Linked DNA regions of Homo sapiens: regions 1 and 2 are each linked to region 3. Evidence: chromatin loops called from intact Hi-C (ENCODE). Cell type or tissue: OCI-LY7. All regions are shown on one strand.

Region 1 (8,000 bases), 180 kb after region 3:
GGATTGGAGGGTGGACCTCTTTCCCCGCAAGGGTCAAGAGGGAGTGGGGGATGGTGGGAAGGCAATCTGGCCAGGAGAAGCTGCGCGGGAGACTCCCGCCATCCCCAGTCCCACCATCTCAGCCCCGCGGCCTCTTCCTCCCTGGAGACAGCCAGGATCCCGGGAGTGGCCCAGGATCCCGGGAAATGCAGGGGAGGGGGTGGCATCTTTCCTCTTCAGGCGCGGGCCTGGCCCAGAGGCGACAGGAAGCCAGGACGCCGGGGATTGTCTCTCGCAACCGCAGCCCAGCCCCAGTCCGGGAGGAAGTTCTGCCGGGCGCTCTCCGCCGGTGCCTCACTGGTTATAGTGCTATACAGGAAACCTGGCAGCGCCGGAGCCGCGCGGTCGAGGAGGGAGCGCGGGACGCCGAGCCCACGCGCGCCTGCCGGGACAAGTGGAGACGAGGCCGGCGAGCGGACGCCCCGAGGTGCCCGGGCAGGCAGTGGGCCGCCGAGCGGGAGTTGAGGTGGGAGGTGGGGTGGGGGTGGGGAAAGGGGCAGGGTTGGGGAGGGAAGGGTGCGGCAGGTGGCGGGTCCGCACCCGGGAGCTCCGCGCGCCTGCTCCCCTTGTCTCCGTGCTGGGGCGGGAGCTGCTCGGGCCGCATCCCACGGGGAGGAGAAGGTAGGCGAAGGGCTGCCCTCCCTCTGGAGGCGGGTGGGGAGCAGGCCCAGGCCCCTAGCGCCGACCCAGGCGTTGACGCCGCTGTAGCTTGCGTCGCCTGGGCAGTGGACGCAGGGGACCTCCTGGCGACGGGTGCGCTCTCGCGCTCCAGGGATCCTCTCGGCCCCCACCAATCCCTCCCCTTCTCTGTGTTCCCGCAGGTTGGCGAAGGAGCTGTGGCCGGGTCCCCTTCTTATCCAGCCCGAGACACTGCGCTCCGGTGGGCGTCCCTGCGCTGGGAATCCCTCTCGGAGTTTTTCCAGGCCCGGCCGGGTTGCTCCGGGAAAGGCCCTGTTGGGGGAGGTGGGCCCGGAGCTGGCAGGTCTACAATCCGGTTGGAAGGGCTCGCAGTGGGTGATTCAGGGTGCCAATGACCTCCCCGCGAACGGGAACGCCCGCACTAGACAACCAGCCCCAGACCGGCATTCCCAGAGCCGCAGGCGGGAGGGACGCAGGGACTCCGGGACAGCAAATCCCCGGGGGAGAAGGGAAGGGGGAAGGCGGGACAGGGGAGGCCCACCCTCCTTGGGCTCCGCTAGCGACCAGCCAGCGCCCCTTCAGACGCAGCCTTCCTGGCTCCGGACCCCGGCTTTCTGCTCCGGTCCTCGTCCCAATGCCCCCCAAGGTCCCCAGCAGAGGCATTCAGGTTCCTCCTCGCCCCGCCCAGACGCAGCTTCTTTGGGTATGGGTGACAGCACTCCTGAGCGTCGCTGTCCCTATTCGCTGCCGTTGCCAGCTCCGATTCCGCGAAACCTCTCCGGCACCACCTCGGAAGCCCCGCCCAGGGCGATGGTCCGGGCCTAACCTGCCGGCCCCGCCCACCCGGCCCTTGGGCTCCCTGAGGCCCGCCCAGCAGACGTGAGTGCGCTGCGGGGTCCGGGGGGAAGGGGCGCCGGGGCAGTGTCCACCTTGGGGTTTGTTGGCTCTGGGCAGCTCGATGACCCCGCCTCCGGGGCCCAGTGTGCTTAGTGACTCAAGTGTATACCCTTTCCTAGTCGAGGAACGCTTGACAAAGTGGCGAAGGAGCCCTACGGGAGTCCCGGATTGGACCCTGCTCCTTCGGTCCCTCAGCCTCGGCAAGCCGCGGTCTCCTGGCCCTTGGCCTGGGTCACCTTAGGAGGCAGGAGGAGATGTGGTCAGTGTGGGAGCTTGGAGGGGCCATGCACTTCCGGAGAAGACCACCGACTCATGGCTTTGGTGGAGGGGCGCCGGCAGATTTAGTTAAGCTCTCCCCCATCCCTGACACACCCAGCCGGGGCGGGAGCGGGGCTTGTGACCACTCCGGAGAGCTTTGAGGGCCCCTGCTTTGGGACTCCGCACGGACAGTCACTGTCTCAGAGTGCATTCTCCAGGGGCCACTCTCTTGGGGACACTGTAGGGGTCACAGGGCAGGTGGGCAGCCTCTCTCGGGGGGCGGCGTGAGAGCCGGAGAGCAGGGGGCGGGGGCGGGCCCGGCTCGGGCTCACGTCTGCGTTGAAGCCGCTGGGGAAGGGGAGAGAAACCGAGAGAACCGGTTCCCCCGCCTTGACAGCGGAGGCCCCCACACCAAGGCCCTTGGACTAAGCGGGGCAGGGACAGCCTCCAGGTAGAGCTGTTCGCCGGGGCGCCTGCAGAGCCCGCATCCCAACCCTGACCCCGGGGCCGGGGCGCAGGCTCCTGGAGGGAGGCGTCCAGGCGGGACAGGGCCCGGGGAGCGGCAGGAAATGGGCTGCTCTTCCCACTTGACTGACGGGAAAACTAAGGCACGGTCAACTATCAAGCAAGCGTGGTGTCGACCTTAGAGCAGGTAATCACCCCTCGTTTTAAAGCCAAAGTTTCCCTCGCAGTCGATTTGGACCAAGACTACCCACAATCTCCCCACCGCAGGACTGAAGCGAGGCTGAAATCTTAGAATCAACCCCACGGAATGAAGAGGTTGTCCTAATTCCAGCACTGAGTGTAAGAATGGAAGCCTTGCATGTGATTTTATTCAAGTCCTCATTTTAGAAATGGGAAAACTGAGGCCCGAAGGCGAACGGCAAGTGCAGCATCGGGACTCGAACCCAAGTCTCTCCTCGAGTGCTGGGCTATTCCGGGCTCAGTGGTCTTGACTTCCGCGGCCCTCTTCCTTGTTGCCTGCAGGAAAATGCCGCGGCCGCAATGGCGGCGGATGTGGAGGGGGACGTGTACGTACTGGTGGAGCACCCCTTCGAGTACACCGGCAAGGACGGGCGCCGCGTGGCCATCCCGCCCAATGAGCGCTACCGGCCGCTGCGGCGCAGCACAGAGCACTGAGCATTGGTGGCACGTGCGGCGCAAGCCCGGCGGCCGCCCCTTCTACCTGCCCGCGCAGTACGTGCGCGAGCTGCCTGCGCTGGGCAACCCTGCCGCTGACGCGCCGCCAGGTCCCCCCATCGGGACCCGCAGCCCCTGAGCCGCTCGCCTACGACTACCGGTTCGTGAGCGCGGCTGTGGCAGCGGCCCCCAACGGCCCCCCAGCGGAGCCCCGAGGCGGGGCCAGCTCCCTGTGCGGCCCTGCGCAGCGCGGCGCCGCGAGCCAGCGCAGCAGCCTGGCGCCCGGCCTGCCCGCCTGCCTGTACCTGCGGCCCACGGCGCCCGTGCGGCCCGCGCAGTCCCTGGACGACCTGACGCGCGCCGTCGTCTCGCCTCCCGCCGGCAACCTCGGAAGCAGCGGCAGCTTCAAGGCCTGCAGCGTAGCGGGCTCCTGGGTGTGCCTGCTGCCCCTGTCGCGCAGCGACTCAGAGAACGTCTAAGAGGCCATCCAGGAGGTACGCGGCCCGCCGCGGTAGGAGATCGTGAAGCAGGTACGACCCCGGGCGCGGAGGCGGGGAGGCTCGCTGAGGACAGCGCCCGCAGGGAGCCTGGGCTCGAGGAGACCCACTCCGCTCAGCGTCGGGCATGACGCCCACCTCTGTCGGAAGACTTCGGATGAGCTCCCTCTCCCCAGCCGCGAAACAGTGCAGGCCCCCATCCCTCATCTGCAATTTCCAGGCTCCAAAGCTCCCTGGAAGCCCGAAAGATTTTTCGTAATCAAATTGGTGGCAAAATTGCGCTTGAACTGATATGAGGCTGTTGATGGTCTTTATTTATCGCACTTGTGTGAATATTCATGTTTTGCTGCAGAAATGCAAATAAGCTCGATGGCCGGCTGCTGCCCCAAGCCCTGCTGGGAGGTTATGTAACCTACAGCAGGTGGGTGCCACATATTATCTTTCCAAGTCCCAGCTGTTCTATATTCCGAAGTGCATCTGGGCACGGAACGGGGGATTGCGGGCCTGCCGCCAGCTCAAGGAGCCTGGAGTCAGATGAGAGGGTGGATGTGAAAGTCAGGCGTCTGCTTCCCTTTGAGGGTGCTTCCAGCATTTCAGTTCCTTTTTTTTTTTTTTTTTTTTTTAAAAGAACTCCTGATGGGTTTGTTTCAGAAAGACGTGTTAAGTGAGGTTGTTTTTTCCCCTCTTCAGAATCCAGTTGTGTTAATCTGGGAAATCGAAAATAGAGCACGTTTTACAAACACTCTTGCATCCTCAGAACACTCTGGGGGACTCTGACATTTTGAACTTTAGGAACTTTTCAGGGAGGGGCAGCCCGAGGGGGAGAAAAGGATGCTTAGAACCGTTCTGCCATCTGCCACCGGCCGTGTGATGATCTAGAGGCAGCTCTCTTCCTCTCTCAGGGTCTCGGTTTGTTCTTTAGCACAAAGGGAGGGGATGGACAGATGACCTCTGAACCTTGGGAGCCTCTGATTTATTTCGCTGTGCCTGATGTCATTACCATGAACACTGATGCCCACCATGTGCCAGGACTGAGTCCGGGATGCCCAGACGAAGGAGACACGCCTCCGTAGGCCCGCTGCTGGGTGTTCCCTCCGCCTGTCTCGTTACAATGCAGAGCTCAGGTTTTGAGACTAGGGAAAGGGGAACTGGATTTTGCTGGGGCAGCTGCCAGCTGCTGACAGCCACTTAACTTACAAGCGAGGACCACCCCCTCCCCCCCCAGGCCCAGCGTCCTCTGGTGTAAGCACAATACCTAAGGATTAGGGTTGTGAGCCTTAAATGAATTAAGGCTTCGAAGCGCTTGGCAGCAGCAGGGGGTCCACCCAGACTGGGTCATCCTCGTTTGGCTTCCCTGGGTCTGCGCCGCCTTCACTCTGGCTCCTGCAGCGGCAGCCCGCCGCCTTGTGGCCAGGGTGGAAAACGGCACCCGGCGGGCGGGGCTGGAGACCGCGGCTGGTTCCTGTTTCGCGCCCCTGCCAGCCAGCCAGGCAGCTTCTCTGGGATGGGTGGCTGGATGCCAGCGCTCTTCCCCCGCAGCGCCCCTCCGTTTCCTGCGCAGGCTCCCGGTGGCGCACTTCCCGGCCTCTCCACATTCTCTGTCCTAGTGACGGTGGGACGGTGCCTGCCCGTCTGAGCGGAGCCCCTGGAGGTGGGGGAATGGCCTTGCTCTTTGAACCTCGCATCTGGCCCAGGGTCTGGCTCAGACAGAGTGCACAGAGAGTGTATGTTGAATAGGGCGGAGGTGCGGCAGCCCCTTACCTATGAGCCAGGCCTCTGTAGGTCTGCCCAAGGGCCACCACCCCAGGCCCCAGGACCAAAGAGGAAGGAGACTGCCCAGGTCCTGACATCTCCTGAGAAGACAGATCACCCCGGCTGCCAGGGCGCCTGCCAGGTGGCCCCTCTGCCCATCCTTCCTCCAGCTCCCAGCAGGTTCCCAGTTGCAGTGGCATATGGGGGGAGGGGCACAGGTGATGAGGGCAGGGGACTTACCCAGGGGGGAACTAGGACATTGGCCAGAGACAGGCTGCTCCCTGGCCCCACTTGTGGCCCTAATTCACTATGTGACCTCCACAAGTCACTTTGCGTCTCTGGTTCAGTTTCCTCCCCTGTGCAATGAGTGCAATAATACCACGTTCCCTGCCACGGAGCTTTATTCAAGAGGCAGCTGTGGCTCTCCCTGGTGCTCCACCCCCAACAAAGTCCAGGGTAGGGAGTTGGTCCTGCCCCCACAAGGGAACCCCACCCCTGCCCTTAGTTGTCCCAGGCGGCATTTCCCCACCATAATCCTCCAGGCCCATTCACTCGTTCATTAGGCATGAACTAGCCAAATAGCTGCAGAGCCCTGGTGAGCCTTTGGATCTAGAGAGGACTCAGGCACAGCCACGGTCCTGGGGGACTCACCCTCTTGGATAGGAGGCCAGCAACAGAAGACATGGGGCCGGGGCTCAGAGTGGAGCATGGGGTTGAGAGTGGGTGCCCACCGGGGCAGGGCCTCATGAGCCCTTGCCAGGAATGTGCACGTTATCCTGCAGCTGCTGTGAGGCTTTTAGCAGAGACAGGAATGGGATTGAGAAAAAAATCCCTGTGGCCAGGGCCTCAAGAATGGCCGAAGCTCTTGGTGGTCTCGTGGGCATGTGGTGGTAACAGAGGTTTGGGAGATGGATGGGCAGGGTCTGGGGGCCGAGGGAGGTGGGAGGGAAATCGGGTTGAGTTCAGATTCCCAGCTGGCACTTGTGGGCAGACAGTGGTGCTGCTTACTGAGTTGGGGGGTGGGGGGGACTTGGGGAGGAGCAGGGTGGAGAAAGGTGGGGCCTGCCTGGATTTAGGTGCCAGACAAAGGGAAGAGAAGCATGAGAGTGCTGGCTCAGAGGACAAGAAGTGTCCAGAAGAAAGATGCACAGGAAGGTGACGTGAGAGAAAGGCCATATAACACTTATCCGAAGTGGCCACTAGAAGCTCAGCTGGTCAGGGGGGTGCTGAAGGCAGAGGGCAGTGGTCAGGAGTGAAGTGAGGGTGCGAATTGAGTGTGTAGACAACAGACAGAAGGAGAGAGAGAGACACAGCGTGGCCAGAGGGGGTGTAGGTCATAGATGGAAACATCCCCAGGTTCAGGTGGGTGGGCAGGAGATGGGGAGGCTGAAGATGGGGAGGAGATTGTTGCTGAGAAGGGATCTCGGAAGAAAGTGGGTGCAGAACAGAGGGGGCAGGATGTGGGGATGGCATGGCACGGGGGCACTGGGGAGTGTATAGGGACCCCCGTCTGTCAGGCGGCAGCTCAGGGCTTAGGGCAGGCTACTGGGCAAGGCCAGGGACCCCCAGAACAGAGGAGTTCCTGCCATGGATGGTGTTTCACAGCCTTGTCACTCCCCATGCACTCTAATCGCACATATTGAGTACTTGGTGTGGGCTGGTCACTGTGCTGGACACTGGGGACAAAGTGTGGTAAGACGCAGTCCCAAAGGGGCTAACAGTCCTGTGGGCTCTTGCTCAAAGGCTTGTAACCCAGGGTTAAGCTCCCAGCAGCTTGGAAGGCAGGTGTAGGCACCTCCATTTGCCCTGAGTACAAACAGAGGTTCAGAGAGGTTTAGTGACAGGACGAAGCTCATACAGCCAGGAAGTGGCTGTGTCCAGGACAGTTCCAGGCCCCTGACCCCAAGCCCCACCCTGGCCAGCAGGTTCAGTTTCAGCCAGGTGGCCTTTAGGGTTGGCCACCCTGTTCCTCTCAGCAAGAACAGTACAAGCTGAAGGCAAGCAAGCGCTCCTTCTTCTGAGCATCCTGCGTGCCCAGCCCTGTGGTGGGAGAGTTGATGTCCCAGGAGAGGGACGTCTCCTGTTCTCTTGCTGCCCAGGAGAGGGCAGAAGCAACCCCTTCTGAGAGGGGAGACAGGGAGACAGGGAGAGGTAAGCAGGGATGACTCCTCCTCTCTCCCAAAGAGGCCACTCAGGGAGCCCTGGGAAGCCAGGCCAAAGGCGGTGCAATAAAGGGGCCTCTGAGACTCTTCCCCATGGCTGTGGTCCTGGCTCTGGGATCTCAGGGTGCAGTCACCATCCCCACCCAGAAGTGGGAAGGCCCAGGTGGGTGGAGCTGGCCTGGAGCCCGCCCCTGCTGCTGGGGCATTGGCCGCTGGGAGGGAAGTTCCAGCCGGTCTGCTGCACCTTCTTATACAAGCAACCCTGGAGGCGCCGCACCTGAGCAGGCAGCCCCGACTGGAAGGAGCGGGGGCCCTCATTTCTCCTCCTCCGCTGGGAACTGTGAGTGAGCCCTTGCCCCTGAGGGACTAGAGGGCGGCCACAGCAGTTTCTCCACTCTCTCCCCTCCCTTTCCCAAATCCTAAAACCCACCTGGGGGCCCCTCCTCTCTGGATCCAGGCCCAGCACCCACTTCCTAGGACAAACTCCGAGGGCAGCCCGAGGCCGCTGTGATTGAGAGAAAGAAACTGGCCTCGGGACAGACCCACCTGTCCCCACTCAGGGCCAGCCAGGGAGCCTTTGGCAAGGGGCGTTGGTAATAGCAGGAAGCTAAGTCCA
Region 2 (8,000 bases), 110 kb after region 3:
GCTGAGGGAGAGAGAATTGCTTGAACCTGGGAGGCGGAGCTTGCAGTGAGCTTATAATGGGCCACTGCACACTAGCCTGGGCAACAGAGTGAGATCCCATCTCAAAAAAAAAAAAGCCAACACTAGAGATCCTTGCACTGCTGGGCTCTCAAAGTCTGGATTCCAAGCACCTCCAGGTTTCTATTTTGGCATATTTACATAATTTCACATTTCGATGCTTATAATTTTTTTATATAACAAGAAAATTTTATGCATCTCAAATGTGTACATTTTTTTTTTCAGACAGGGTCTTGATCTGTCACCCAGGGTGGAGTGCAGTGGTGCTTCATAGCTCACTGCTGCTTCAAGCTCTTGGGCTCCAAAGATCCTCCTACCTCAGCCTCCAGAGCTGGGGGTCTACAGGCGCGTACCACCATGCCCAGCTACAATTCTTATTATTCCCAAATGCCACCCCACCATATTTCTAAAAACTCCCAAAGTAAGATTCTACTTTGCCCAGTTTGTCCTCAATTGAGCAGTTTTGTCTAAGCCCAGAGTTTCTGCTGGGCCAGAGTATGGATGAGCTGTCTCTCCCTGGCTGGTGCCCATGTCCGCCTGTAGCCTGGGAGGGGGAGTGGCGCCCAGGGTCAGGTGGAACAAAACATGACTGCCTAGGGCTCCCTCTGTCTCCATCTCACTGATTGCAAATCACAGACAGCCAGCTCTTAAGTGAGACCTGAGTGCCAGAGAGAGGTGGATACAAGGCCAACAGTTACTAAATGAATGAAAATTGTGATTCCGATGAAGCCTGCCAGAGAAATAGAGCATTTTTTAAAAGATGGAAATAAGGTGGTATCTGATTAGGGCAAACATGATGCAGACAAGAAATGCACTGGTTCAGAGGAGGGAAGGTCAGGCCGCCTGGGGAGAGTCCATGAAAAAGATGGAATGTGCCAGATGCTGTGCCTGGTGCTGGGAAAGAGTTGACTAGGCCAGCATCCCTTTCCTCAAAGGGGGGTGGCTCCTAGACTGGGGGGAGGGTTGGACATCTGAATACATCCCGAGGAGACAGTGTGGGACAGCATGGTGGCAGTGGAGCCAGCCGTGGTTCTGCTCTTGGTCGGCTGGAAAGGAGTAGATGTAAGGGATGGTTTAGAAGAAGGGAAGTGGAAGAAAAGTTTTCTGAGCTGACAAGAGGAAGGAAAGGCCTTCTAGAAGGACACTAAAAAGGCAGAGAAGCCCTAAGCAGAGTGAGCACCAGACTCCACAGGTTAAGGGCTCTGTCACACAGGACCATCCCCATGTCAGACCCCAGGTGCAAGGCCAAGCATCACCTATGCATCTGACCAACTGGCTATAAATTGGAGGTCCCCACAACTCCCTCCTCAGGTTTGAACATTTGCTAAAACAGCTCATGGAACCCAGGAAAACAGTTTTCTTACTATTGCTGATTTATTACAAAGGATATTTTAAAGGACACAAATGATGAAGCCAGATGAAGAGATACACAGGGTGACGTCTGGAAGGGTCCTTGTGGAGTTGGGGTGCACCACTCTCCTGGAACATGGATGTGTTCGCCAACCCGGAAGCTCTCCAAGTCCTGTCTTTTAAGGAGTTTTCTGGAGGCTTTATCACGTAGGCATGATTGAGCTCCAGCTCCACTCCCCACCCCAGAGGATGGGGAATGGGGCTGACAGCACAACACTTCCAACCATAGGTCTTTTTGGTGACCAGTCCCCAAATAAGGAGCCCACCAAGAGTCACCTCATGAGAACAAAGGACGCTTCTATCACCCAGAAAATTCCAAGGGATTTAGGAGCTCTGTGTCAGGAACCAGGTTTAAGGACCAAATGTTAGAACAAAAGATGTGCAACCATAAAAAACAGCGAGATCATGTCTTTTGCAGGAACACAGATGGAGCTAGAGGCCATTATCCTCAGCAAACTAAGACAGGAACAGAAAACCAAATACTGTATGTTCTTATAAGTGGGAGCAAAATAATGAGAACTCATAAACAATAGACACTGGGCCCTACCTGAGGGTGGAGGGTGGGAGGAGGGAGAGGAGCAGAAAAAACTATTGGGTACTAGGCTTGGTACCTGGGTGATGAAATAATCTGTACAACAAACCCCCATGACACAAGTTTAGCTATATAACGAACGTGCATATGTACCCCCTAACCTAAAAGAAAAGTTTAAAAAGGAAAAAACACCTAGGAGAAAAGAAAAATGATAAACTAACAAAGGACAATGCTCTTAGCACTGCCATCATTCAGGAATTTTCAAGGGTTTTGGGAGCTTTGTGTTAGGAACTGGGGGCAGAGACCAAATATATATTTCTTCTTATGTTACACTACCCCAGATAGGAAAACAGAAATTACTCTAGATATTTCAAACAAAAAAGGGTTGTATATAGGCAATTAGTGCTTATCACTGGAGGGGCTAGAGGTGGTGAAGGTTGTGGGGATGGGGTTGCACCACTGGCTTTCAGGCTACTTTACCACAGCTGATTTCCAGAGGATGGAAGAAGTCAGGAAACTTGGGAAACTGCTGCTGAGGTCCTTGCAGCCCCACGGTCCCCAGGCTGGTGACTGGTGGGGGAGTATGGAGTCCAGCTGACCACCAGAGCCTGCACACCTGCTGCTATGGGGGAGGAAAGGATGACTTCTACCTCCTTTCCACATCCCAAATTCCACGTGACTACATTTTATTGGCAGCACCCCGCTGGCAAGCGAGCCTTGATGTGTGCTTCCTGGGCTTCTGGCACCTGCACAGAAAGGGGTGAAATGAGTGTCACGAGCAGCCACCACTCTGCATCACACCTCCACATCCAGGTGTGCTGGAGAGCCCCACTTACACTTGGAGGTGTCCTGGCACACTAACCCACTTTTGGTAGGTGTTTGGGTGTCCAAGGCTTTGCAAAAGAAGAAGGCGGGGAGTCTACGGTGGAGTCACATGGTGGAGACCTAGCTAAGTCAGAGGCCTGGAGAGGTGTCACTAGCTGGGCAGCAGGTAACACACAATCATCCTGAGCTGATTGGAGAAACACCTGGGATTGATTCAGAGATTTTTCTGGAATGTTTTCACTGGAATGAAAGCTGAGCGGTCTACAGGCCATATAGTATTGGAGACAACTTAGCCCTCATTGAAAAAGTCTGCCAGAGAAAAGGTATCCACAGGGAAATTCAGGAGTTTTGTTTGTTTTTTCTTTTTTTTTTTTTCTTTTAAGGTGGAGTTTTGCTCTTGTTGCTCAGTCTGGAATGCAATGGCACGATCTCAGCTCACTGCATCCTCTGCCTCCTGGGTTCAAGCAAGTCTCCTGCCTCAGCCTCCCTAGTAGCTGGGGTTACAGGCATGCACCACCATGCCCGGCTAATTTTTGTATTTTTAGTAGAGACGGGGTTTCCCCATGTTGGTCAGGCTGGTCTCAAACTCCTGACCTCAGGTAATCCACCCGCCCTGGCCTCCCAAAGGGCTGAGATTACAGGTGCGAGCTACCACGCCTGGCTTGTTTTGGGTTTTGGGGTTTTTTTGTGTTTTGTTTGTGTGTTTGTTTGTTTTTGGAGACAGTCTCTGTCACCCAGGCTGGAGTGCAGTAGCGTGATCTCGGTTGACTGCAACCTCTGCCTTCCAGGTTCAAGTGATTCTCCTGCCTCAGCCTCCCGAATAGCTGGGATTACAGGCGCCCACCACCATGCCTGGCCAATTTTTTTTTTTCTAAAAACAGTTTCAGCATGTTGGCCAGGCTAGTCTTGAACTCCTGACCTCAAGTGATCCACTCACCTTGGCCTCCCAAAGTGCTGGGATTACAGGCATGAGTCACTGTGCCCCGCCAGGAAATTCAGTTTCTGAAAATACACCTGTGGATCTCTAGCCTTGAACATCCTTGGATGCTGCTTTAAATGACTGATCCTCGATGCCTCCCTTCTAACTCACACTCCCCTATATCAATCTCCCAGAAAAAGGGACCTCTTTTATTCTTTTTTTTTTTTTTTTTTCCAGAGACGGGCCTCACTTTGTTGCCCAGGCTGGTTTTGAACTCCTGGCCTCAAGTGATCCTCCCGCCTTGGTCTCTCAAGGTACTGGGATTACAGGTGGGAGTCCCCGCACCCAGCAAAGCCTGTATTAAACCCGTTTATGCACACTCGGCGGTACTGCAGAAACGGCAGGGAGGAAGCAGAGGTGCCCTGACATCTTCAGCTGGAGGTGAGCAGGGCGCTGAGGGTGGGAGAGGCCCGGCGCCTGGGGATGGGAGGCAGGACAGCACCTTCACAGGGACGCTTCCACCCTACCCCGGAGGTCAGGGCCTCTCGCCCAGCTCTGGCTCTGAGGTCCTGGAGGGAGGGAGATGCTGTTGCGACTCAGAAGATTGGGGGAGGGACACCCCCATTCGAGAAGAGTGAAAATCCTGAGCCTGAAGAAATGGAACCGGTTGGAGCCTAGGCTTTAGAGGATGGCGTTCGAAAGAGGGTTTGGCGCCCCCCTGTGGACCGTTCGGGCTCGCAGGGCCGAAGGCTCCGAAGACTGAGACCTGTGAACCATGGGGAGGCTCCATGCGGATGCGGGCCACAGCCCCCGCCGGAGCCCCCACACTAGCCCTGGACTTCTCCACTGGCTTACGACATGAGAGCTCAATATGCTCCTTATTTAACGCACTGTTGTATCAGGTCCCTGTGGGAGCCACTGGCTCTATGGCCTAATAAAGGAGCGGGTGCACGCACTGGATTGGTGAGCTACCGCCACTGCAACGCGTCCTAATCAACCATCCTAAACGGCGGCTGGAACAAGGTTCTCGCAGGCCTGTGCTTGGGCTTGAACGCTGGTCCAGCCGCTGCGCTCTGTGGCTCCCTGTAGGCCTGCGGATCAGCCAGGGGCCTCCGTTCCTTTTGGGCGGAGGCTGAAGAAGCAGCGGCTGCACCAGAGAAGGCCCTCTGGGTGAAGGTGGGAGCGCACGGGGCCCGCGGAACCACCTAAGGCGACTTCAGACGTGGGCTCGGAACTGGCAGCCTTTGGTTTCTGCTTCATTCCAAGGCCAGAGCAATCCACATGGGCAAACCCAAAGCCAGGGGACAGGAAAGTATCCTCCACCCACAACGAAACCATGGCAAGCGGTGGATGCAGGTACCGCCAATAGTCTATCTATCCCGGTGAGTGAGGAGACCTGCTTTGAGGGTTGCACAACCTGGATCTGCTTTTACAGTGGTGTCTATCACTATGAAGACTCCACCATGGGTCGCCATCAGGTCAGGGACCCTGACAAGGCAAGAACTGCATCTTCCTCTGCACACAGCTCTGCTCCCTTCCCCGCCATGCCTAACACCAAGCCCAGCCCTGAGGGATGACTCAGGAATATTACTGAGAGCGTTTTAGGCCATTCCTTCATTATCCCCATGTGACTTGTTATGAAATATAGACTGACTTCCTGAAGATCAGCACATAGTGCTAAGTATTTGGCTTGTAATCTGTAGAGACTCTGCCATTTGGAGCTGGGATCTGTCCCCAGAGCTGTCAGACACCAAATCCCGTATCTACTGCCACCCAAAGGGACCTCCAGAAGAAAGGGGTTATACAGGGTCAAACACCAAGGCAGGTTAGTGAAATTTCTCTAGAGGCCATTTAAAGCTGGAGTCTCACCACCTGAATTGCCCTCAGAGGAAGGCTGTCTAGGGCACAAACCTAGTCAGGGGTCCACATGGACTTAAGGACAATTTTTTTTTTTTTTTTTTTTTTGAGAAACTCTCATTCTGTCATCAAGGCTCGAGTACAGTGGTGTGAACTCAGCTCACTGCAAGTCTCAACCTCCTGGGCTCAGGTGAGTAGCGGGAACCACAGCCTCCCACCTCAGCCTCCCGAGTAGCGGGAACCACAGGCTCATGCCACGATGCCCAATTAATTTTCTTTTAAATTTTTTGTAGAGATGAGGTCTCCCCGTGTTGCTCAGTCTAATCTTGAACTCCTGGACTCAAACGATCCTCCTGCCTCTGCTCCTCAAAATCCTGGGACTACAGGTGTGAGCCAACGCACCTGGCCTCTTAAGAATAATTTTAAAAACAATGAGGTTCACCGTCAGAGCCCCTGCTGCTCTACCAAGTCCCTTGGCCCCTCTCAACAGGGCAAAAGCAAGATGAGCCCCAGATGTTCTGCTTAATGACCACCTTTCCCAGGAGACTTTGCTCTTTAAAGGAGAACCACTTAGAGATATGAGCAACCTTAAAGAATGCCACCAGCACTAGTGAATGCCAGACACGGGCCATGTGGGTGGAGAGTATATTTTAGGGCAGTCACTCATGGTAAATTATTTCCACCAGCCCCCAGAAGTGACTATTCAATGTCCAACTATGTCAGGCCCAGGCTAATAAAAGTAGAGGCATGAGGAACCTAGGGTTGTTCTGAAGTGCCTTGATTATGGTATATGTGGAAGATTTTAGAGCTTGTTGTAAAAAGTGATGACCCATGGCCCCCCAGGCTGGGTCTGGGATTGCCTTTGTGGATTACAAGAGGATATTATGCAGCAGTTTTTAAAAATGAGGCAGACTGGGACAATCTATCTCCAAGATGCATAGGTGCCGTTAAGGGAACAAAGCAAGATTTAGTAGGGCGTGTATAGTATGCTACTGTGCGCTGTGCGTTATCTGTACAGAACTGTGAGGTCTGATACAGTAGCCACTAGCCACATATGGCTATTTACATATAAATTTAGGTTGGCCACAGTAGCTCATGCCTGTAATCCTAGCACTTTGGGAGGCCAAGTGGGAGGATAGCTTGAGGCCAATAGTTCAAGAACACCCTGGGCAACATAGTGAAACCCCTTTTCTACAAAAAATTTATTTATTTATTTATTTTTATTTTTTTTGAGACGGGTCTCACTCTGTCACCCAGGCTGGAGTGCAGTGGCGCAGTCTCAGCTTATTACAACATCTGCCTCCTGGGTTCAGCGATTATCGTGCCTCAGCCTCCAAGTAGCTGGGACTACAGGCACGCACCACCATGCCCAGCAAATTTTTGTATTTTTGGTAGAGACAAGGTTTCGCCATGTTGGCCAGGCTGGTCTCGAACTCCTGACCTCAGGTGATCTGCCCGCCTCAGCCTCCCAAAGTGCTGAGATTACAGGCATGAGCCACTGCGCCCAGGCAAAAAATTTAAAATTGTAAAAATCAGCCAAACATGGTGGCATTCATCTGTAGTCCCAGCAACTTAGGAGGCTGAGGTGGGAGGATTTCTTGAGCCCAGGAGGTCAAGGTTGCAGTGACCTATGACTGCACCACTGCACTCCAGCCTGGACAACAGAGTGAGGCCCTGTCTCAAAAAATAAATAAATAGGAGTTTGAGGCCATGTTCACACATCACTGCAGTCCAGTCTGGTAAACAGAGCAAGACACTGAGTCTTTAAAAAAAAAAAAATTTTTTTTTAAATTCAGCTCCTAAGACACACTAGCCACATATCAAGTGCTCAACTGCCCCGTGTGGCTAATGGCTTCCAAACTGGCAGCACAGGCAACTGTTTTCATCACTGAAGTTCTGTTGGACAAGAATACCTCTGGAAGCACACACGAGAAACTGGTAATGGCGGTTGCCTTCGGGGAGGGAAACTGGGAGAGTGCAGGGCTGTATGCCCTTTTGTACCTCTTGAATTTCATATCATGTGTTTGTACTAGGTGTTTACAAATTATTTTAAAAACATACTGGGAATTAGGAATCCCCGTATGGAATCACTGCAGTGGGACACTGATTCCCAAAAAATTACTTTGCAATTTGCCTAAAACAAATTAAGCTAATAGCTATCATGATTTCATATTTAATATTTTTTCCCAGCTTAGAGTTTTTTTTAGCTCCTGTTGCTATCTCTCTGCTCTTATGAGCTCACAGGGTGACAAAGTGAATTAGTAAGTAGCAGGAGAACATTAAAGGAAAAACTCCTGGGCAACAGGGTAAAACGCCGGCTCTACAGAAAATACAAAACATTAGCCAGGCATGGTGGCATGCACCTATGGTCTTAGCGACTTGGGAGGCTGAGGTGGGAGG
Region 3 (8,000 bases):
TGGAAAAATGTACCCGTGGTATTGAGTTACTAGGAGAGGAAGGCTTATTTCAGGAAAAGGTCATGTAAATCTTCTGTCAGTACAGCCGGTGCTGACATTCAAGCTGAAAGGGTGTATGTAGACACCGTTTAATGTCTACATTAAAGGCCTCTGGCTTCGGTGTTAACTTGTTTCTTTAAAAGCTTGATACTGTTCTCTGTTGCAGCTTGTTTTTTACCCTCCCGTCTTCATTTTCAAGGGCCTGGTATTGTCTTCAAATGCATTTCCATTTTTGGAAAGCGGAGTCGTAAAGCATTAATAATGTGGAGATTGTTTAGTCCATTTCATGCATGAGGACACAAGCCTGCAGCAGCCGAGTAAACTTGCGTGTCATGTAACCAATGGCAAAAATGGGATCAGATCCCAATTCTCCCTAATGCTGAGTTATTCGTTATTTTCACTGTGCTACATGACCTCATTGAAGTAAAATATCACCGGCGAGAACCTAACCATTTTTCCCCCAGGTTGTTTACAAGGGATTATACACGATTAAACTTTCAATTTCTTTTCTGTTCAAGTAGAGCCATCTGGGGTTGCTCAAAGTTGGAGAAATCAGTCTATGTACAGTTCTGCCTTAGTACCAAAAAAAGAGAGGTGCGATATTTATTTATTTATGAAATAGGGTCTCGCTCTGTTGCCCAGGCTGGAGTGCAGTGGCATGATCACGGCTCACTGGAGCCTCCACCTCCCATAGTCAAGTGGTCCTCCCACCTCAGCCTCCCAAGTAGCTGGGATTACAGGTGTGCACCACCATGCCCGGTGTATTTTTTTTATTTTTAATTTTTAGAGATGGGATTTTTTCCACATTGTCCAGGCTGGTCTGGAACTCCTGAGCTCAAGCAATCTGCCTGCCTTGGTCTCCCAAAGTGCTGGGATTACTGACGTGAGCCACCGTGCCCCGCCAAGAGTTGCAATATTTAGTAAAGCTCTTGCGACTAGTTGAGGCATTAAAAGAAAGCATTATGAAAAAAAATGTCTACTGGAAAATAGTTAAAACAAAATCTATTGGGGCAATATGTTCAAACTCACAGACTGCCATACTTAACCCAGTATTGATTTCATCCCACTGTTTTCTTTAGTGTCTGCTCATGGATCAGTTTTTTCTTCTTTACAACTGACCCACCCATGTAGTACACTACTGCTGGGCAGTCTGAGATCCATCCATCCTCAGATGCTGAACCGGTGGGTTCTCGGCACAGTGCTTTCAGTGTCCTGTGGTTATCCAGCTGTTTCATAGCAGCAAAGACTCTCTTGAGCTGTAACTGTCAATAGATATCTTTTTCTTCTCTTGTGTAACTAAAGGGGAAAAAAGTCTATAACTCATTCATTCATGTATTTTTCATTCAACAATATTCATGGAGCACCACCTACTGGGTGCCAGGCCCTGCTCAAAGCCTTGGGAATACAGCAGTGAACAAAGAACTCCTACCCTAATACACTAGTGGATGAGACAGAGAGTCAAGGAGTAAACAGATGCTTTATTTTATTTTTATTTTTAATTTTTTTTGAGACAGAGTTTTGCTCTGTCATCCAGGCTAGAGTGCAGTGGTGTGATCTTGGCTCACTATATCCTCTGCCTCCTGGGCTCAAGTGGTCCTCCCGCCTCAGCTTCCCAAGTAGCTGGGAGTACAGGCACGTGCCACCGCACCTGGCTAATTTTTGTACTTTTTGTAGAGAGGAGTTTTACCATGTTGACCAGGCTGGTCTCAAACTCCTGGGCTCAAGCAGTCTGCCCACCTTAGCCTCCCAAAGTGGATGCTGTTATAACCTAATGTCAAAGTAAACAAATAGAAACAAGTACCATTTTGAATAGGATAGACAGGAATGCCTCCCTAGGGAGGTAGCATTTGGAAGTGATCAAATTGAAGGGTCACACTGCATATACATCTCAGGCAAGGGAGTACCAAGCAAAGGAAACCACAAATGCCAAAGCCTGAAGCTTGCAACAAGAAGAACAATTCCAGAAACAATAAGAGAGGCTGGGTGTCGTGGCTCACACCTGTAATCTCAGCACTTCGGGAGACCGAGGCAGGCGGATCACCAGTTCAGGAGATTGAGACCATCATGGCTAACATGGCAAAACCCCATCTCTACTAAAAATACAAAAAAAAAAAAAAAAATTAGCCAGGCATGGTGGTGGGCACCTGTAATCTCAGCTATACTCGGGAGGCTGAGGCAGGAGAATCACTTGAACCCAGAGGTAGAAGTTGCAGTGAGCCAAGATTGTGCCTTTGCACTCCAGCCTGGGCAACAAGAGTGAAACTCCATCTCAAAAAAAAAAAAAAAGTGGGGGGGCTGGGCGTGGTGGCTCACGCCTGTAATCCCAACACTTTGGGAGGCCAAGGCGGGCGGATCATGAGGTCAGGAGATAGAAACCATCCTGGCTAACATAGTGAAACCCCGTCTCTATTAAAAATACAAAAAATTAGCCGGGCGTGGTGGCATGTGCCTGTAGTCCCAGCTACTTGGGAGGCTGAGGCAGGAGAATTGCTTGAACTTGGGAGGCAGAGGTTGCAGTGAGCCGAGATCATGCCACTGCACTCCAGCCTGGGCAACAGAGCGAGACTCTATCTCAAAAAAAAAAAAAAAAAAGCCAGTGGGGCTAGTATAACAGGAGCAGAGGGAAAAGAAATACCATCGGGCAGTTCACGCAGGGCTCATTGCCAAGGATTTATGTCAGACTTGTGCTGTAAGAAGATTACTCTGGCTACTGTATGGAAAATTAAGATGGGGTGGCATGTTGCAAGAGTGGAAGCAGGCAGGCCAGCTAGAAGACTACTGTAATAATCCAGCTAAGATGATATTGGCTTGGATCAAGGGTCCTGATGCAGTTGGCAGAAGCAGTCAGCTCCTGGATATATTTAGAAAGGAGAGCCGATTGGATGTGTGGAGGAGTGGGTTTGAGGAGGAAGATCCAGAGTTCTGCTGAGGACATTTTAAGTTGAAGATGCTTAGTTTATATCCATGCCCTGCCATGCAGGCAGATGTAAATCAGGAGCTCAGGGACAAAGTTGAGACTAAGAATGGGAGGTGTCGATGCAGAGAAGGTACTTAAAGTTTTGGTTGAATTCCAGGGTGTATAAGTTGTTAGGGAAGTTAGCGTGCTTGTTCTTGAGTTGCTGGAAAGGCATATAAATGACACAAATACATGGCCACAATATGTATTTTCTCAATAATATTTGGGGAAATGTTCTGGGCATCAGGTTTCCCGTCTAACTTTCCCTGTAGGAAACGGATAGTCATTGAAGTAATTTTGATTTGGGTGAGTTGTTACACGGATAGCGAAGTTGTAAGTTCTCTTGCCACTTTTCTTGTTCTGCACCTTTCGAGAGTCATTATGAGAACTGAACACTAGGGGGACCCAGTTTCCTTACTTATGCAACGGCGGCTGGCCCAGCTGTACGCTACGATCGCCCTCACTTAGGACACATGCAATATAAACACAAATCTGAAAACAAGGGCAGCTTCTCTTTTCTCAATGCAATGTATATTTATAGCAGTGATCATTTTTGCATGTAACATGTCTGAATTCCTTAAATAGGTCATTTTAAGTAATGTGCATAACCATTACAATTTTTCTTTTTTGAGACAGGTTCTCACTCTTTGCCAAGGCTGTGTGCAGTGGTGCCATCTGGACTCATTGCAACCTCTGCCCCCTGGGCTCAAGTGATCTTCCCACCTCAGCCTCTCGAGTAGCTGGGACCACAGGCATGAGCCACCACACCTGGCTAATTTTGGTTTCACCATGTGGCCCAGGCTGGTCTTGAACTCCTGAGCTCAAGCAATTCACTCACCTTGGCTTCCTGAAGTGCTGGGATTATAGGGATGAGCCACCACACCTGGCCACCGTTTAAAGATTTAAAGGCAATGGTTTCTAAACTCTAGTTCCTTGTGAGCCCCATATTTGCAAACTTGTGAAAATAAGGATCATGATTTCTTATTTTTTATTATTATTATTATTTTTGAGATGGAGTCTCACTCTGTTGCCCAGGCTTGGGTGCAGTGGCGCGATCTTGACTCACTGCAACCTCCACCTCCCAGGTTCAAGTGATTCTTCTGCCTCACCCTCCCAAGTAGCTGGGATTACAGGCGTGCACCAACATGCCCGGCTAATTTTTGTATTTTTAGTAGAGACAGGATTTCACCATGTTGGCTGGGCTGGTCTCGAACTCCTGACCTCAAGTGATCCACCCACCTCGGCCTCTCAAAGTGCTGGGTGGGATTACAGGTGTGAGCCACCATGCCCAGCTGAAGGATCATGATGATTTCTAATTTACAATAGTTGAATTGGAGTATGGAAATCTAAATCTAATAAATACCACCTGGTGATTTGAATCTGTGCCACAAGAATGCTGACATAGAATCCATTTTCTATTTTATCACCAGGTATTAAGCAAAGGGAAAGGCAAATAAATGCTCAAAAGCTACATTACATGCTATTGGAGTATAAAATGTATAACTTTGTTAAAAGGTTTGGACACATTTTGTATTAGTTACGGATACATAGGTCTTAAAAGAGTACATGATCTTAATTCTTTTTTTGAGACGGAGTTTCGCTCTTGTTGCCCAGGCTGGAGTGCAATGGCGCAATCTCGGCTCACTGCAACCTCCGTCTCCCGGGTTCAAGCAATTCTCCTGCCTCAGCCTCCCGAGTAGCTGGGATTATAGGCATGTGCCACCACGCCCGCCTAATTTTGTATTTTTAGTAGAGACGGGGTTTTTCCATGTTGGTCAGGCTGGTATTGAACTCCCGACCTCAGGCGATCCACCCGCCTCGGCCTCCCAAAGAGCTGGAATTATAGGCGTGAGCCACTGCGCCCGGCCCAACTCATTTTTATAACTAGAATAATTTTAGTTTTGGGGAGAGAAAGTCTACATAAGGTTTATACTGAAACTTCTTGAAGTCAACAATCTTAAAGCAGAATCTTTTTAATCAGGAGAAATGAAAACATAATTAACAGCCTGGTGTGGTGGAGGTGGAGGTTGCAGTGAGCCAAGATCGCACCACTGCACTCCAGCCTGGACAACAAGAGTGAAACTCCATCTCAGAAAAAAAAAAAGGAAAAAAAAAGAAAACATAATTAACAAATACGTTAGCTATAATGCCAAGCACGGTGGCTCACACCTGTAATCACAGCACTTTGGAAGGCCATGGTGGGCAGATCACTTGAGGTCAGGAGTTCAAGACCAGCCTGCCCAACATGGCAAAATCCTGTCTCCACTAAAAATACAAAAATTAGCTGGGTGTGGTGGTGCATGCCTGTAATCCCAGCTACTTGGGAGGCTGAGGCAGGAGAATTGCTTGAACTCGGGAGGTGGAGGTTGCAGTGAGCCAAGATCGTGCCACTGCACTCCAGCCGGGGTGACAGAGCAAGACTCTGTCTCAAAACAACAACAACGAAAAAGTGTTAGCTGCTTGATCTTTCCTATTTTGGGGCAGTTATGATCTAAGAATTACTTTGACCACAATGAATCCTTTCCCATGAGTCAGGACTGTTAGTTTTCAGAGCTTTGCTTCTGGTGGTACTGATCTGTGCCAGTGTTACAGATATGTGGTGAAGGAGCTAGAATTTTTTTTTTTTCAGCTTGAGAGCTAATTGTGTGTGTGTGTGTGTGTGTGTGTGTTTAACATTTTTATGTGATTGAAAAAATATATATTTCCTGTATGAAAATCTTGTGAAATTCACATTTCAGTATCCATAAATAAAATTCCATTGAAACATTGCCACATTCATTCATTTATATATTGTCTGTGGCTGCTTTTGACCCTCAATGGCAGAGTTGACTAGACAGAGGCCTCATGGCCTGCAAAGCTTTAAATATTTACTATCTGGACCTTTACAGAAAAAGTTTGCCAAACCCTGGCATGTAGAGTCTGTGCTGTTTACTTACAGGTTGCAACAGTTCTTGGAACGATTCTGTAACTGGTTGTAGTCTTTAACTATTTGCCGTTATGACTTTTGATAGGCTTACTCTGGCTACCATGATATCATTTCATTCATGTATTTTTCATTAATAATTAAATACCATCGCTGCTTTCATTCTTAATTCTTAGATGAAAACATGCTTCTTCATTTGATTATATTGTTTAATTTTTATTTCGCTCTCCTGTTATTCATTACTTAATATTTCCCTTGAATTATTTAGTCTTTTTCTAAGGTGCTGTAATTTGCATGAAAAACTCAACATAAAATAAAATTGTCCTGCTTTCAATGACCAGAAAAAATGATTTAAAAGTTCAGGCCACACACGATGGCTCACACCTGTAATCCGAGCACTTTGAGAGGCCGAGGCAGGTGGATCACCTGAGGTCAGGAGTTTGAGGCCAGCCTGGCCAACATGGTGAAACCCCATCTCTACTAAAAATACACAAAATTAGCCAGGCGTGGTGGCGGGCACCTGTAATCCCAGCTACTCGGGAGGCTCAGGCAGGAGAATCACTTGAACCTGGGAGGCTGCAGTGAGCTGAGATTGTGCCATTGCACTCCAGTCTGGGCAACAAGAGTGAAACTCCATCTCAAAAAAAAATACTAGTAAATATAAATAAATAAAAAGTTCAGTAGACACTTCTTGGGAAACTTTATGTGTCTCTAGTAGAGTTAAAAGGTTTTGCAGAAGATAAACGTTAAAAAATTATTTATTTGGAGTGAATCTTTGGTGAGTTTTTATAACTTTAATTGCATCAAATACTGAATGCTGTGAGAGTCAATAAAAAAATCTTATAACAGAAGAAAATCAGTATCTTTAAATAAAAAAGCCATAAATGTATTGCAAATCTAGAAGTACCAGAATGTCACTAATACAGAACAAATCAGCAATCTTGTTTTTATTTTCTTCCAAACATTTAAAACCTTGATTATTGACATACTGAAATTGGCATGCATTCTCTTTTCATGCAGGTAACAGAATAGACATGGAGCAGATCCCTCTGAAATCAGTTATAAATATTAAATTGTATTGAACATTCATAGTAAAAATACGTTGTAAAGTGCTGAAGTCATGTAAGTCTGCAAAACTGCCACAAGCTCAAAGTTCTTCTCAAGCAGTGGCAGAGATTTGCTATATCCACCTTGTTTTAGATTATGCCTGTTTTTGACAGACACTGTGTCATTTCCTCCCCCACCCTCCCCAAAGTTTTATAGATTGTCCTATTTCTATGGCTGGTAAGATGCTCTACAAAATGTAGCAGGTGGTGATGAACTATGCCACTTTCATTTCAGTGCAGAGAAATATTCAAGCTTGTGTGTACCTGTAACCAAACTAGGCTTGTTATGTTTTTCCCCCGAGTTGTCATAAATTAACATTAATGATGAGTAAAGATGGAGCAGCGAGCATTGACCGTCACCTGCAGGGTGAGATTGCAGTAAAATAGGTGAGTAAAAAGTCCACCTATTATCCTGACACTTGTCCTCTTTACAGAAAACTGTAACGTGAGCAATACTATACATGTAGTGTGACTCCAAAAATAAAAAATAAAACAAACAACAACAACAACAACAAAAAAACAATGACCAGTTACCCGATACCTCTGGCAACTTAGAACAATCAAGTTGTGAGTTATAGAAGATGTAAATTGCAACTTGTAACTCGCTATAACATAAATGTCTCTGTTACCCCCATGTGAAATACAGAAATGCTTCAACAATTAGATGGTTTTTTCTTTAAATCAGAAATGCTTTAACAGTTCAATGAAATATAATTCTGATCAAAGAAGTTCCTCAAGTATTCTTAGATGATAAAACAAATTATTTTTGAAAGCTAAGGTGATTTGCTATCCGTTATTTTTTCCCCTTTAAATAGCACATGTTGCCCTTAATCAAATGGAAGAATCATGACAACTTGGCCTTTTATGAAAGTATTTTTTACAAGATAAGACGTATTCTGTGAGGCATTTAAAGGACTGCAGAAAGGAGGTAAAAATGCTGCTTATGTCTCAGATTTTATTTCTTTTGATTAATCAT

What was found. Hi-C counts contacts between places; a loop is a spot of excess contacts. Peaks named below come from ENCODE experiments on the same cell type or tissue, not always from the same donor. Only the 100,000 strongest peaks of a DNase experiment are listed, where the experiment ranks them.
Region 1: a loop joins it to region 3, with 9 times the contacts of the local background. A loop is called at or near these places in 27 of 110 quality-filtered maps.
Region 2: a loop joins it to region 3, with 9 times the contacts of the local background. A loop is called at or near these places in 4 of 110 quality-filtered maps.

What each region holds. Positions count from the first base shown.
Region 1 is chr17:64,773,900-64,781,899 of GRCh38, reverse strand. MIR6080 (microRNA 6080) reads right to left here and starts at 1,141; the gene lies at 1,076-1,141. It also overlaps the pseudogene ARHGAP27P1-BPTFP1-KPNA2P3 and the pseudogene ARHGAP27P1. RefSeq lists silencers at 667-766, 1,535-1,584, 2,838-2,897, 3,058-3,277 and enhancers at 2,764-3,432, 3,433-4,102. In OCI-LY7, CTCF peaks have their summits at 4,682 (motif pointing left), 4,881 (motif pointing left) and 7,337 (motif pointing right); DNase peaks (open chromatin) are centred at 319, 3,869, 4,859, 7,589 and 2 weaker places; H3K4me3 peaks cover 3,693 bases; H3K27ac peaks cover 2,605 bases.
Region 2 is chr17:64,844,467-64,852,466 of GRCh38, reverse strand. It overlaps LOC105371860 (a long non-coding RNA gene), which reads left to right and starts at 5,710. Exons shown (of 2, transcript XR_934918.4): 1 at 5,710-5,790; 2 at 7,397-8,000. It overlaps LOC105376844 (a long non-coding RNA gene), which reads right to left and starts at 2,656. Exons shown (of 4, transcript XR_934912.4): 1 at 2,480-2,656. RefSeq lists an enhancer at 4,367-4,416. In OCI-LY7, a CTCF peak has its summit at 4,451 (motif pointing left); a DNase peak (open chromatin) is centred at 4,436.
Region 3 is chr17:64,957,384-64,965,383 of GRCh38, reverse strand. It overlaps LOC107985000 (a long non-coding RNA gene), which reads left to right and starts at 2,620. Exons shown (of 3, transcript XR_001752973.3): 1 at 2,620-8,000. In OCI-LY7, CTCF peaks have their summits at 1,395 (motif pointing left) and 3,406 (motif pointing right); DNase peaks (open chromatin) are centred at 1,262 and 3,363; H3K4me3 peaks cover 3,179 bases; H3K27ac peaks cover 3,639 bases.